Regions from separate parts of the Homo sapiens genome. Here region 2 is linked to region 1. The links are chromatin loops, found by intact Hi-C in ENCODE. Cell type or tissue: GM12878. All regions are shown on one strand.

The links. A loop is a pair of places that touch in the nucleus more often than their neighbours do. Peaks named below come from ENCODE experiments on the same cell type or tissue, not always from the same donor. Only the 100,000 strongest peaks of a DNase experiment are listed, where the experiment ranks them.
Region 2: a loop joins it to region 1, with 2.6 times the contacts of the local background. A loop is called at or near these places in 3 of 110 quality-filtered maps.

Annotation. Positions count from the first base shown.
Region 1 is chr14:71,552,208-71,560,207 of GRCh38, forward strand. All of the region lies in intron 4 of SIPA1L1 (signal induced proliferation associated 1 like 1), which reads left to right. Among named protein-coding and RNA genes, the nearest start is that of SNORD56B, 160 kb to the left of the region's middle. RefSeq lists enhancers at 2,966-3,025, 3,186-3,245, 3,356-3,415 and a silencer at 3,836-3,935. In GM12878, no CTCF peak of the experiment used is centred here; DNase peaks (open chromatin) are centred at 2,324 and 3,584; H3K4me3 peaks cover 573 bases; H3K27ac peaks cover 5,816 bases.
Region 2 is chr14:71,614,287-71,622,286 of GRCh38, forward strand. SIPA1L1 (signal induced proliferation associated 1 like 1) reads left to right here. Exons shown (of 24, transcript NM_001386936.1): 6 at 4,471-4,601. Among named protein-coding and RNA genes, the nearest start is that of SNORD56B, 220 kb to the left of the region's middle. In GM12878, no CTCF peak of the experiment used is centred here; a DNase peak (open chromatin) is centred at 4,612; H3K4me3 peaks cover 365 bases; H3K27ac peaks cover 2,405 bases.

The DNA.
Region 1 (8,000 bases):
CTTTGAGATCTTGAAAGTTTTAGCAAGCAAGAACCAGTAAGTGGAAATTAATTGTACCATAGCTATTATTACTACCACAAAAGGTACAGAATATCATTGATATTATCTTCATTTAATAGGTTATACTGATTTTATGTTAGCTAAAATTTTAGGTTTATTTACAAATGTATTTTCCCATACCCTATTTCTTTTTTTTTTTTTTGAGACGGAGTCCCGCTCTTTAGCCCAGGCCGGATTGCAGTGGCACAATCTCGGCTCACTGCAAGCTCCGCCTCCCAGGTTCACGACATTCTCCTGCCTCAGCCTCCCGAGTAGCTGGGACTACAGGCGCCCGCCACCACGCCCGGCTAATTTTTTTTTTTGTATTTTTAGTAGAGACGGGGTTTCACCGTGTTAGCCAAGATGGTCTCGATCTCCTGACCTTGTGATCCGCCCGCCTCGGCCTCCCAGAGTGCTGGGATCCTGTTTCTTTTAAGCTGGTAATTTATTGAATGGTTGAACTTTTCTCCTGCAGCAGCTTTTGAGTTTGTATCCTTAGTATGAAAGTTCAGTCATTCCATACATCAGTCTGTGGGGACTACCGAGTGCCTTGGAGCCTTCCTTCCTTACTTTGACCTAAGGGACTGTCTTTTGGAACTTGAGTGGTTATAAATCTGCACATTTCAGTGTCGAAAGTATTTCTAAACCAGGGTCTCAACCTTAGGACTCTGGCATTTGGGGTCAGATAATTTTGTTGTGAAGGGCTGTGGAATTACATGTTCAGCTGCATCCCCGGCCTCTACCCACGAGATGCCAATAGCGCCTCCTCAGTTCAGATTGCCGATATCTCCAAATGCTGCTTAGTGTCACTCTGGAGGGCAGAGTCTCCCCTGTTGAAATCCACTCTTCTAAGCAATGAATACTTTTTCTTCTATTTCCTTTATACTGAGAGATAATAATTTTTAAAAAATCAGATAGAAATCTGGCTCAGCTTTTTTGGTGGGGTGAATGTAGCAGATTTTTAAAAGCTATTATAAGGAAAGATTGTTCATCTTCCACCATTACTAAGTTATAAGAATCTATTTTCAACTTGTATGTTTCTATAATTCCACAGTACACTTTGTGTTAGGAACCCTAAAATATTCTGGGGGAATTTGTTCTTTCAGTGTTTCTATATTTTTCGCCTGCTCCCATCACCATGGAGCTAAACACTTTGAGACATGTTAAGTTAAAAACAGTAATGACAGAAGAGGAAAAAACATTTTGCTTCTGCATTCTTTTTTCCTCTCTTCTCTTCCTCCTTACCTCAGTCAGCCAAATAGGGTATTAGTTTGAATGTTTTAATTGGATGTCAAGATAGGAAAGGCATGTTTTTCAGAGCTTATTTTTTCTTAGGAAATGCTAACAGTATAATTTGAACAGACCTGTGAATTGATATTCTGAGATAAGGTAAAATATACCAGGAATGTGTAGGGAAGGAGACTTTTTCCTTGGCCTGAACCCATTTTATAGATTTCTGTGCTTCAGAGATCCCATTGTATTGTTTAGGTAGGGCTACTCTACATCATATACAATTCTTTTTTTTTCATATAGAAAACAAATATCAGAATGTATGTAACCTAGTTTTTAGTGTAGAACTGATTGATTCATTGAATAAATGCAATTCTTGTCAGCTTTCTTAAATTGAGACCTTAGCATAGTGTTTTGTATAAAGTAACTAGAGACAGACTATTTTTCAGATTGTGGTTTGTGTTTGAAATTCATGTCCTCATCCAGGTACAGACTTTGAACTTTGGCCTATCTGAATGGAATATTCCGTTCAGTCCTTTCAAATGTAGCAAGAATGAATATAAAATTAGAGAAAAAAGTTTTCTTTCTTAATATTTACGACCTGTAGCATCTTCTGTTAGTTTGTAGGAACATGGTACTGATACGTTATTTCTGTTCAGCAAAGGTAGTTTAGAGATTTTTTTCTGTTTAAGATACAGTATTTTTTTTTCTGAACAAATTAATGTCTTGATATTGAACCTTGGTTTCACTGTGCTCAAACCTTCAAATGTTAATTTAAGGAAGTTTAGATTCCTCATTTCTTTTTAAACAGTATTACTGCTTTCTTTGCACACATGAAGCCATGATATTGAATTTAAAAGCAGATGACCTTAAAATCGTGCAACTTAAACACCACAGACTTAAAAATAAAAAATATAAAGATTTTTAAAGAAGAAAGTTAAAAAAATGTATCTGCTTTTCTGATGTAGGCTGGTGAGAAAAGATGTTCTTTTTCTGTTGCTTTCAGTCTTTAGCTCCCTGTCAGTTCTGCCCCACTGTGAAACCGAAGATGTTCTCAGCATTCTTGAGTAACACTTCCCACAGGTGACCTTCTGTATAAAGAGAGCTTGTTGTTGTTGTTGTTAACTTCTATATTGATAAGAAAAAGATAACAGTTCACAAATTACAACATCCTGTGATTTGATTCTTCATAAAATTTTTTGGTGAGGTTTTGGGAATTTCATTCTTGTTCCCCTGATCTGCTACACTTGGGCTACCACACTTTTTATAATATTTATTGCTATAAACATAGTTTGGGAGCATTTAGGTTGTTTATAGCTCCTTGCTATCCTAAATAATGCTGTGATGAACCCTTTTTTTGCACAGAATTTTGTCTTTTGAATTGTTTCCTTAAAAAATACTCAGGAATAAAATAACTGGGAAAAAAAGTATGTAAGCATTTTAAAGGCTCTCGATACATATTCCTAATTTAAAAAAAAAACAACAATTTCACTCTTCCAGTAGCTAATGAGCACATTTTATAAAAATTAATACCTCTTATTTTTCTTAAAGCATACTTAAGGGCCCTACGATTTTCAGATTGTAAATAAGCATTGGCTTCAACTTTAAGTCTCCAGCTGCATTAGCCCCTAATAAGAGAGTCAGACTGTTCTTTGAACCTTTGAAGCCAGGCATTGACTTCTCCTCTGTAGCTATGAAAGTCCTGGATGACATTTTCTTCTAAGAGAAGGCTGTTTCATCTATACTGAAAATCTGTTGTTTATTGTAGTCACCTTATCAATCATTTTAGCTAGATCTTCTGGATAACTTGCTGGTGAGCTTGCACTTTCATGTTATGGAGACAGCTTCCTTCCCGAAACCTGATGAACCAATGTCTGCTGGCTTCTAACTCTTCTTCTGAGTTTCTTCACCTCTCTCAGCCTTCATAGAATTGAAGAGAGTTAGGGCCTTGCTCTGGATTAGGCTTTGGTTTAAGAGAATGTTGTGGCTGATTTGATCTTCTTTCTCTCCAGAACACTAAAACTTTCCATCTCAGCAGTAAGGCTGTTTTGCTTTCTTATCATTTATGTGTTCACTGCAGTAGTACTTTTAATTTTCTTCAAAAACTTTTCCTTTGCATTCACAACTTGGCTAACTGGTACAATCCTAGCTTTCAGCCTCTCAACTTTCAAATGTCTTCCTCACTAAGCTTAATCATTTCTAGCTTTTGATTTAAAATGAGACACCTGTGACTCTTCCTTTCACTTTCAAGTTTCGCTTGAACTTAGAGGCCATTCTAATTTCAGTGTTGTGGTCTCAGAGACTAGAGAGCCCAAAGAGAGGGAGGCAGATGGGGAATGGCTGGTGGGTGGAGCAGTCAGAACTCAAACGACATTTGTTGATTGTTTGACATTTGTTGATTGATTGCCGTCTTCTGTGAGTGCAGTTTGTGGCATTCCCCAAAAGATTAGTAGTAACATCAAAGATCACAGATTAGAAATCACCAAAACAGATGTAATAATATGACAAAGTTTGACATATTGTGGGAATTACCAAAATGTGACACAGAGACAGGAAGTGAGCACATGCTGTTGGAAAAATAGCACTGACAGACTTGCTCAATGCAGGGTTGCCTCACACCTTCAATTTGTAAAAAAAACACCTGCAAAGTGCAATAAAGTGAAGTGCCATAAAATGAGGTGTGCCTGTATTGTATTTATTGAACAGAAACATTTTTCAAATGTTTAACCAATTTTTTCTTTTGTGAATTGCCTACTGTTTCAGAAAAACTCTCAAACCGTGTCTTTCCTCTGCTTTCATACCACCATGACAATCATCAACACAGAAAACACTTCTGTGACAAAAGCTGTGGGTTTTTTTCTCCACATGCCAAACAGCGTACACTGGCTGGATGTTCTCAATTCAGTTCCAACACTATCCACCCTAAGATAGTGTCAGATTCCACAGGTTGGGGGCTCAGTCCCCAAGACTGCCCCTTACATCTTTGGACATCATTGGTAAATCCAGGCCTCCAGACTTCTGACTGACCAACTTTAAGTTGGTGTTCCCACAACCCCATGTTTGGGTTTAATTAATTTGCTGGAGCAGCTTACAGAACTCAGGGAAACATGTTTACTGATTTATTTAAAAGGATATTACAAAGGATTCAGATGAAGCGTTGTGTAGGGCAAGGTATCAGGGAAGGAGCACGGAGCTTCCGTGCCCTCCTTTGGCGTGCCACCTTCCAAGAACTTCTACATGTTCACCTCTCCAGAAGCTCTTCAAACCTGGTCCTTTGGGTTTTTATACAAGGAGGTTTTATTACATGGCCTGGTTGACAACCGTGTAGAAATGTGATTGGACAAAAAGCACATTATCTAAATCCAGCAAGGCCTGTCTATTCAGACTTTTCTTGGCCTTTCTGTGTAGCTTTCCTTCCCGTAGGATATGGAGCAGGACTCTCTGGAATGAGTGTCTTTTGATCCACAATCAGATTAGAGCCCTGCCTTGGGCAGGTGAAAGGACAGGAGGTCAGAGAGAGAGAGATTCTGTTTCCTGAGGCCTAAAGTACCCCAGCATTATAACAAGGACTGTGGGAGTTAGGAGCTAGGAACTGTGGACAAAAACCAATATAGCTATCATAACACCATACCCATTAATACTTCTTTTCCCATTTTTCTTTTGGAATCTTAGTATTTTATCTTCCTTCACAAATCTTTGCATATATTCAGTGTATTCAGTCTGCGTTGTATTTATGGTATTTTTTAAACTAGTATTTGGTTTGCCTTTTAATGTACAGATGTTTAAAAGTTTCATGTACCCAAATCTGTCAATGTTTTCTTTTGTGATTTCTTTCATTAGTTTTGCTCATGGAAAATGTTTCCCCATTAGATATCACATTTTTTCCCTGATATTTTATTAATTTCAAACTAAGTCCTTACCACCCATTAATTTCATAAGAAAAGAAATCCACTATTTGAGAATTAGGAGCACTTTGCTGCTGATCATGGTTACTACAGGTTGTATTTTTGTAGTTCTCTGCACAAAGGGGCCACTTGCACTAATTGTTAACTTTTGGCTTTGATGTGGTACTTGAGATGTGAGTGCCTGTTTAATTCTGTGTTAATCTGTGGTTCTGTTACATTTGGATCGTTGCGAAAGTACCTTATTGAATACAAATATGAAAATGAACAAAGTAAAATAAAATTAAACTAGTCATGATTGACTCCTATGTGAGTTCATACTTTAAGAGGCCCAGAAATTGTGACTCTTTTCAGATGTAACTGATATAAAAAAACCTACCTTACTTTCCTGTGATAGTTATGGATTGTAGCATTAGGCTCAAGTTGACTGCCAACATAGTTTATGGTGATAACTGCTATATTTCTAATTTGTACAAGTTCAATTTTTTAGAAATATATAAATCCATTGAAGTGAAAATGCTTCCAATTTGCTGGAAAATGAATATTGCTAACTTACATCGTAGGTAATTATTAAGTGTTGGTTTGTGATACTTAAATCAGTTGTCTCATGATTTTTACACCAAAAACTCACTTTTAGAAGTAATATTCTTGTTGGCATTCCAGGTGACATAGGTAAAAAAATATTTTATTGAATTTAAAGCCTAAGTATGTAGTGATACTCTTACATCATATGTTTGTTTATTGTCTGTCTCTCAAAGTAAATATAAACATTTTTAGGGCAGTATTTTCAGCATGTAGAATGATGCCTCAAATATTTATGGAATAATGGATATTTGTTGAGTGAATATCAGGGCACGGACTTAAAATTATAGGAAAAAGAAATACTTCTGCTTGAGTACCTAGAATTTACCAGCCATTGTATGAGATGTTTGGTGATCTCATGACTATATAGAGAGCATTGTTTTTCTAAAGATGAACCTGGGTTTACCTTTGCCATTAATTTTCTGGATAACATCAAGAGTGATAGGTTTTTAGGAGACAGTAGGAAACTACAGACAGTGGAGAGCTCCATCATGTTTCAAGGTAGATTTCTCTCCTGGGAGAAGGTTACTAAAGAGCCTTAGCTAACCACTCTCTCTGTTTTCACTTGGCTGTAACCAGAACTGTAATCAGAAATGGCGTGGAAGGCTGGTGAAAGCCGTGGTTGCTGTTGAACGGGCATATGTGCACTTAGGTAGTTTGCTGATGTAGGTTTAGTTTGTGAATCTAGATAATCTGGGAGTCTCTTTTTAATTTCCTGAAGCATTTTGTTTTTGTTTTTTTAGAGACAGGATTTGCTCTGTCACCCAGGCTGAAGTACAGTGGCACAGTCATGGCTCACTATATACTCAAACCTCCAGGGTCAACCAAGTCTCCTACCTGAGCCTCCTAAATAGCTGAGACTACAGGTGCACGCCGCTACACTTGGCTAAGTTTCTTATTTTTTGTAGAGACACGGTCTTGCTGTATTGCCAAGGCTGATCTCAAGCTCCTGGCCTCAAGTGATCCTCCTGCATTGACCTCCCAAAATGTTGGGATTACTGGTGTAAGCCAGGGCACTTGGCCTTGCCGAAGCATTTTGATGCATGCAAACTAGCAGCAGATGTCAACATTTTCATTTTCTACTCAATCGTAATTTCAGCTTTACTTTTTTTTTTTTTTTTCTTGAGATGGAGTCACACTCTTATCTCCCAGGCTGGAGTGCAGTGGCGCTATCTCAGCTCATTGCAACCTCCGCCTCCCTGGTTCAAGCGATTCTACTACCTCAGCCTCCCGAGTACCTGGGATTACAGGCATGCGCCACCAGACCCAGCTAATTTTTGTATTTTTAGTAGAGAGGTGGTTTCGCCATGTTGGCCAGGCTGGTCTTGAACTCCTGACCTCAGGTGATCTGCCCGCCTCGGCCTCCCAAAGTGCTGAGATTATAGTCTTGAACCACTGTGCCCAGCCTCAGCTTTACTTTTTGTAGAGAAAGGCATCAAAAGGAAGTTTTTCCAACTTTTCTTAATAATAGGTACTTTTTATAGATTTTCCCCTGCCCAGTGGCATTGGACTCTCCCAGAAAAATTTTATGCCAGGATTGTTGTAAAATATTGTCAAGCATTCATGATTTTATCATTTATGGTGGTAAGGGTCTCATAGAGATGTTATGTGAAACACTGTAACATTTTCTTTACCTGCCAAATAAGTATAGAGTAATAAAAAGAACAATTGTTTTTAAAGCCAAAAGATTTTGACCTGGTTCCTGATTTATCATGAGTATGCTTTTAACCTGATCTATGGTTGTGAACAGAATAAAAACTTTTCTGCATTTTTTCTACGAAATTAAAATGTAATTCTTAAAATTTCCAAAAGCATGTTTTCTAACTATTGAAAAAATAAGTTTATTCCCATTCAAAGTAGAATTATATAAACTTTTTTTTTTTTGTATAAAGTTTCACTTCATGTTACTGAACTGGACTTGACATGGAAAACTTGTCCTTGAATAATCATTGAAAAATAGGCTGGGGGAGTGAGACTTTTTCATTAACACACTAAATTTATGCTCCATATGTAAGATATTTGTATATTTTTTAGTGGACTCTGATTATTGTAACTGAATTTAAAGATGCATCTTAAGACCCTACTGTAATCTACCTACCATTAATGTGTTCATTCGTTTCTTCATTCTACTTGCAAACTTCTGTTTAAACTTTATCTTTGATCAAAATATTGTCTACTTTTAGTAAAAATTAAATTGTTAAGTATTTGTGAATAAAATTCATATTTACCTATTCAGATTTACTTGTG
Region 2 (8,000 bases), 62 kb after region 1:
CCAGAGGGTTAAATTTAAATAGTACATTAGGATTTTGAATAGAATAAACTTATGTTCATATGGAAAGAGTTTTTTCTATACTTCTGTAATCCTTAAGAGAAAAAAAAGACAGTGGACCAAAACAGAGCTTTTATTGTAAAAATAATTTTTTTTCAAGTTCAAAGACTTTTTGAAAAAGTAGAGTCTGGTGATGATAGTGGTGAATTTAGCATGGGAAATTGGACCGGAGTCTCCATCCATACCAATGGAACCGATACTGATGAAGACTGGCTGGAAAAGCTATTTGGGAAATAATAGCAAGAGCTCTTTTTTAATGAAAAAACTTGACACAAGTTCAAAAATATCTTCCTAGCGTTATCTAACCAGAGATGAGTTTGTTTAAAGCTAGAGTATGAAGAAAGTGTTGGAATTTAGTTTATAATTATCCCATCACCATTCCCCAAATTCAGAAATATACTTCATTAGCAGCTGGGAAAAGTTACAAAAAAATGTAGTCAGGTTTTGATAATGACACACCAAAAGTTTGAATTATCATTAATTTTACAGTTTTTATTATTAACAAAGTAACCTTATTAACACAATTTGTATTTTGTCTACCAGTAATACTAAAATGATTGTTTAATATTTTTAGTTTATAAATTTATATTTTATTTACATTTTTGTAATGTTTCTATTTTTGTTCTTGAGATATATTAAATATTTGGTTTTAATAATTTGTGTTGTTATGAATTCATAACACTTTAAAATAAAGTTATTGGTATCAATATCCAAAGTAAACACTTTTATTTTCTTCCAGTATTCAGTCCCTCTTTTCAAAGATGTCTATGTCATACTTCGGATGAGACCTAAAAATTAGAGGACTTAGACAAATAAAGAGGGGTTATGGAAAGAATGTTCTCAGCAGATTTTTTTCAGATGATAAAAGACTGTGAGTTTGAGCACCTGAAAGAGAAGTTTAGTATCATTGGTTTTCAAAATTTAAGAGGGTGAAAGGTGTGAGCTGAGGCTGGAGTGATTGACAGTGACAGGTTATGAGAACCTTTGGGTAACCATGAAAAGGGTACAAGAACCTAAGTGTTTTAAGTTTCGTAGTAGTTGGTCAGATTTGCATTTTAGAAGGGTCATCTGGCAGGGTGAATTAAGTTGGATAAAAACAAACCAGTTAGAAGACTACTACAAACACTCAGGCAAGTGATGATAGGATAAATCAGTGGCAGTCGGATGAGAAAAGATGGATTTGAGAGATGTCCAGAAGCTGGAATTCACAGAGTATGGCAGTGGGCCTGGCATGAGCAACTGGGTGAATGTGGTAGCAGTTGCTGAAATAGGGACTGGACGGGGAGCTATATAGGTTTCTGTGGGAAGGTGATAGGTTCACTTTTGCAGATGTGCGTGGGACAAACGGTTCCATTAGGTAAATATAAAGAGCTCAGGCTTTGGCCCGGCACAGTGGCTCAGGCCTGTAATCCCAGCACTTTGGGAGGCCAAGGCGGGCAGATCACTTGAGGTCAGGAGTTCGAGACCAGCCTGACCAACCATCTCTACAAAAAATATAAAAAATTAGCCGGGCATGATGGTGCACACCTGTAATCCCAGCTACTCTGAAGGCTGAGGCAAGAGAATCGCTTGAACCCAGGAGGCAGAGGTTGCAGTGAGCCAAGATCACACCACTGCACTCCAGTGTAGGTGACAGAGTGAGACTCTGTCTCAAAACAAACACATAAACAACAACAAAACCAAAAAAAGGTCTCAGGCTTAGAGATGTCTGGAGAGGACATGTAGACCTCTGAGAGTCGTCAACATTGAGGTGGCAGTTGAAGTTCTGAAAGCAGGTGGATTATTCAGATGGGAAGAGGGAGGAAAACTGAGCTAGAACAGCCAGAGCGGTAGAAGGAAAATCAGAAGAGGGTGATGTCATAGGAACAAGGAAGTAAGAGTGTTTCTAGAAGACATGAAGTGATCATCTATGCTAGATGTTATGGAGAGTTTGAGCCAGGGAAGGACCAAAAGTACCATTTGTTTTAACTTTGAGAAAGTCATTGGTGACCCATGCAGTGGAAGTCAGATGATAATTCTGAAGTGAGGAATTGGACAGCTATTTCAAGAAGTTTCCAATGGAAGAAAGGAAAGAGGAGATAATTCTTTAGTTCTGACAGGTCGTAAGGAGTTGAGAATAAATGTGAGTTTACGGTAATTAAAGGATGATGGGAATTAGCAAGTCTAGAGGGAGAAGTTGAAGATAAAAAAAGAGGGTCATCAAGGTACCTGAGTCCCTAGGAAGGAGGAATGGGCAAATGGGTGGGGGTGGGGCTTTGGATCATACAGAAAAAGAAGCTAGAGTGTGGATGCTGGTGAATTTGTGTGGATGGTGATTAGGTTTGCATCTGAAATGGCTTCTTTATTTCCTTTGTGTTGTAGACACATTGTCATTTGCCAAAATTGAGGAGAAGGTAGATGAGGAGTGGTTACCAGAGAATAGAGCATGTTTGCCACATCTGCCCTGGAGAAACGGAGAGAGTTGCTGACCAGGGAAAGCTTGAGGATGAGGATGAATTGAGGTTATTGGTGATGAATTTATAGTGGCCCTATATCTGGGAATTTCTCCAGCAGCAGAGAACTGCCATGCCACCTGCCCATTGTGAGATATGTGGGGTGTACTTGAGGGGTTCCTAGAAGTTGGTTTTTATTAGAGTCCATGAAGTACGAGGACCAGGTAATGAGTGTGACTCACACTCTGATGCATCTACTGTTGATCTGTGCTGCAGCGGTACAATATCCTCTGAGGGTATCAAAGCATGTTAAGCTCTTTGCTCCTTCAGTAAATGGCCCCAGACTGCTGTCTTGTTTCTCTTTAAGTTCTTGTCTGCCTTTTTGTACTATTTCTGTCTCCTCCCTTTCTGTTTTCTTCCTTGTTGTCAGTTGTTCTATCACATTGCTGTCTGCATGCAAGTCTGTATCAGCCCTACACCCTGGACTTTGTCAACACCTGGAATTATCACACCTCTGAAATAAAGCTGTGAGCTTGAAGACCAGACAACCAAGCTTATTAGAATTGTGTGCAAAGTAAGAGTAAATAATCTGAGTGTGTTTCTCATGTGCTGTGCTTTGAGGATATGCATAAGTGTCTGTACATGAATTTTGTGACATTTAGTGGGTTATTTCTTATATATGAGATGTTTGTTGCTTGTATTCCCATTGTGTTTTTCTTCTTTTGAATTTCCATGGCTTATGATAATAGTCTTAGAGAGCCCTCAACATTTATGATTGTAGCTTTTGTAATTGTGCTTTAGTACCTGCAAAGTATTTTCATATGCATTACTTAAATTTTAAACTACATGATTCGATATTTATGCTATTTTTTCTTATTATTCTCATGGATTTTCAAATACTTATATTTTGTATGGAAATAACATGTATTTTCAAATGTGTATGCATTTTGTGTGATAATGAGATATTATGTCACAATCCAGTCATTTAGCCGTGTCAGATATAAATGAAATACAATAATGTATAAATGAAATACAGTAATGTAAAGTAAGCATTTTGGAGGTTTGAAAAACAAATTATCTGTTCCAGTTTTTCATATATTTTCATGTTTTGTGGACTTCCTCATCTGTGAACATCTCATGTATGTATCAACAGTTTAAATTTTTAAAAGATGTATATGCACAGTAAATATCACTTTTCAACATTTTCTATAAATTAACTTAATTTTGATCCCTATCTTTCTTTTTGCAAGAGAAAGGTAAATTCAGCGCCAGTCCTTTGGAGGCTTGTGCTAAGGTTTGGGGCCTTAGGCAAAAGGCCAGAACATTGAAGAGAGGCCCTAGGCTCATCGGTCACCTGGACACACAAGTTACATTAGCCCTGCACTGTGGGATACCGTGCTATGGCCCAGAGCCCTGGGTCCTGCCTCCCTGGGGCACTGTGAAGCTCTTTCCTCTGAGCTCCTACTCCACCATACACAGGCCACCTGGGAGCAGAGTGCTGCCCAGAGACTCGCAGCACACATCTCTCTCTCCAATCCAGGGACATCTTTTTTAATCTGGTGGAATCCCCCTTTCTTCAAACTCTGTTCTCAATATGTTTAGAATGTTTTTGAAAAACAAAAACTAAAAAGCCCTGGCACAAGCCTTCTCTTAGGCAAGGAAGTGTGCACAAATGTAGCCTATTTAAATGGTGGGAGATAGGGAGAAAATACAAATTTATTTTGAGAAATAGTAGAGTAGTAATCTGTAGAGTAGTAAAAAACTCAACAGGCCACCCGTGTTCAGTGTTATCTTCTCTGGAACTAAACCTGTGTAGCCAAGTCTTTGTTTTTATAACTAACTGAAGAATATTAATATTTGTTAAATGTTTACATTTTATTGATAAAATTTCTGAGTGACAACCTTAAATACTGAGCAGAATGTAACATTTTCAAAGTGTTAGGTAGATTTTCTAACTTTGTTTTGTCTTATTTTACCTAAGAACACTGGAACTATTTTGGGGCTGATGAGAATCTTGGTCCAGTGGCTGTGAGCATTCGAAGGGAAAAACCAGATGAAATGAAAGAAAATGGATCTCCGTACAACTACCGAATAATTTTTAGAACTAGTGAGGTAAGTCGCAAATGAGAGAGGTTTGAGGTTTAACTGAAATGGGGAAGAAAGCAAATAGTAGCAGTAGCAAAGCAATTAAATTTAATAGCACATGGTTACAGCTGTCTTTGGAGTAAGCAAAGTCCCCTTTCATTTATTCTGGTGGAGATCGAGGTGGACAAGATGGTTAGATCTGGACCTCTTCTTTTCATCAGACTCTGAATAGATGCAGTCTATGAATGAGGAGTTTTGATTCAGAGAAAGATATGTCCATTAAGTGTGGCCCAAGGAAATTGGAGCCCTCAGATCCCCACTGGGATATTGTGTATCCTGCTTAGGGCTACTGGAAAGCGCCAAGCCAACTTGAGGAGCCAGGATATTAGATATAAGAGAAGGCCACTGAAGACTTAATTCACTCTTCCAAGCTCTTGCTGAGCTCATGTCTTCGCCCAAGAAGAAGGAGGGAAAGAGATTCTTGACTTCTTCCACTATCTTTGGGACCCATTGTCTGAGACCTAGAAGGTACATTCTTTGAACCAGGGGCTATCTAATTGTAAGTGAAACAGGCTGTTAGAGCTCTTTAGGAATCTAAATATACACAATGTATGAGTTTTTTATTTTAAAATGAAGTTTGGGCTAAAAAAAAAAGACATGGAAAAATAAAAAGAACCCACACAGCATTTTTTTTTTAAAACACCTATGAACAAGTTTGGGACTATGAGGTTCTCCTTTTTCTTTGTAAACTTGTATAATTGGGCCACTTATCGATTTATTGCCTCTCAGTTGCTAATTCACTTTAGGATTTTTGTTATGCATTAATACTTAATACCCTTGAGTCATCTAGAAAATAATGGTTTTGAAACTAGTTTAAATAGGGCATTTGGCTTCATTTCCCCCATTGAATGCAAAGCAAGTTTCCGGGGTTGGCATCATTTAGTAATAGTTCCTAAGCCTGAACTCCGGGGAAATTAAATATAGGACTTTTAAAGACAAGACTTAAATATCTAATGTGTTGTCTACACTGGCCAGAGAGAAATGAACTAACATACTCTCATGTGCTTTTTCTCCATGGCAAAGCTAATCATTAAGTGGTGTAAATTATTTTTTTGAGCACAAAGGCACGAAGAACGTCATGTTCTGTGTTTTGGACTTGTATGCAGGTAGTTGCTCCTCTCTAGCTTCCCAGATCCTAACAGTTTAGTTTGTTTGTTTGTTTGTTTTTGAGACAGAGTTTCACTCGTTACCCAGGCTAGAGTGCAATGGCGCGATCTTGGCTCACCGCAACCTTTGTCTCCTGGGTTCAAGTGATTCTCCTGCCTCAGCCTCCCGAGTAGCTGGGATTACAGGCATGCGCCACCATGCCCAGCTAATTTTGTATTTTTAGTAGAGACGAGGTTTCTCCATGTTGGTCTGGCTGGTCTCGAACTCCCGACCTCAGGTGATCCACCCGCCTCGGCCTCCCAAAGTGCTGGGATTACAGGCGTGAGCCACCACACCTGGCCGTTCCTACCAGTTTTTAGTGATACTCTCTTATCTTACTTCCAAGTATTTTTGTCTTTCGCATTCTCTTCTTTTTCCCTTCCCAAGGCCACTCTGATTTAAATACCCATCATATTCTTCCTTTTCTGTGTTGTTTTTTTGTCCACCTAAATTCATTTCCTTATCACTTGTTCATCCTATCCTTCATGCCAGAGGTTAAAGTTTCCTATGATTCTTTCTGAGTCAGATCCTGTCACTGGTTTCCATGAGCTTCCCTTCTCAGCAGATCCTGTCACTGGTTTCCACGAGCTTCCCTTCTCAGCATGTCTTGCAGGCTCTCCACATCTGATCCCAGCCCCTGTCTCCTACCTATCTGTCCTAAATTCTGCTCTGGTCTGTGAACCACACCAACTCTTACCTTTCCCACCTCTTTTCTTTCTGCTTTACTCCCTTGACCCGAAATGTTCTACTTGAATTCTGTAGTCATAAGATTCTCTTCTTCTCCAGCTAAGCCATTTGAATAAGCTGTGTCCCTTGGGTCTGTTTCCTTAGCCTTTGACTGAAAGGTTCAAGTCAAGTGTTCAAAAAAACCATTACCACTTGTTTTTTACGTTCAAATTAATGTTCACTTTATGACAACTCTATTACTGTATTTTCTCAGGCCAGAAACCATTAAAGCCACACTTTATTCCCATCTTCTCCCTCCTGCCCCTGAGATCTGGTCTGTCAGCAACACTTGTTCATTTTGTCTTCACAATATGCCCAGAGCTCAACTACTTCTCCCACCCTCACTACCCAGTCCTGGTCCTGGTCTTGCTCTGAGAACTGTTCTCCCTGCTTCTATGCTGAAGCCCTGCCTCCTTTTGACCCAACAGGGTTCCTTTGAAATGTCATTCCAGATCTTGCCATTGCTCAGTTCGAAATCCTTGAAAGCTTCCTCATCTCCCTCTGAGAAACAGCCACTGTCTTTGCTAGCCTAGGAGACCATGCTCTTCTGTTTCCCGGTTATCTCTCTGCGCCTCATCCCTGATAACTCCTCCTGGCTCAGTCTTTTCCTGCCACACTGGCCTCCTTCCTACCTGGGCCACCTCAGGACACCTCTGCCTCAGGGCTCAGATGCCCGTCATTCCTCCCCACTGCTGTGTTCTGCATCAGGCTGCCTCATCTCCATTTGGCCTTTACTCAGAAACCACAGAGGCCTTCCTTGACCGCTGAATCTAAAATTTCTATTCCCCTCCCATTTCATATCCAATTCAGTGCTTTATTTTTCATTAATACTTAACACTGTCTTCTCTGTTATACTTAGTCATTTTGTTTGCTTTTAATCTCTCCCACTAGAATGCAGGCCCCAGGAGGGTGGGGGCTTCTGTCCGAGTTGTTCAGTACAACGTGCCCGATTCCTCAAATGGTGCCTTGCCTCCCTGTTTCTCACTTCCCCTCCTTGCCTGTCTCCTTCCATCCCTTTCTCCATGTCTTTCCTCCTTTTCCTCTCTTCCTTTCTTCCTTCCTCCCGCTAATATTTATGTAATTAATTGCCACTAGGTTTTGTATAATTTTTTTCTCTCTAATAATAAATAATCCATAAATTTGATTTAATGGTAATATTGTATTAAGACTTTTGATAGAAATGTTTCCAGATATTGGTTCCTGTCTGTAGCTCCTGCACTTTGAGAGATAGTTCCTTCACTTTTTTCACTGAAGCCCATTTACCTATTACAAATGAAACAAGACTTAATTTGTATCAGGGACTTCTCATGTTACTAATTTCTCATGCAGATAAGAAAAAAGAAAACATGACAGTGACACTCTAGTGGCTTCAGTAAGCGGCAGCAAGATAACAGAAATACAAACAAATCTCTTTCATTTTAGTATAAATAAACATTGCAAAACATAAAAGAAGATATATACCTTTGTAGGCATGGCAGTTTGTTTATGAGCAAA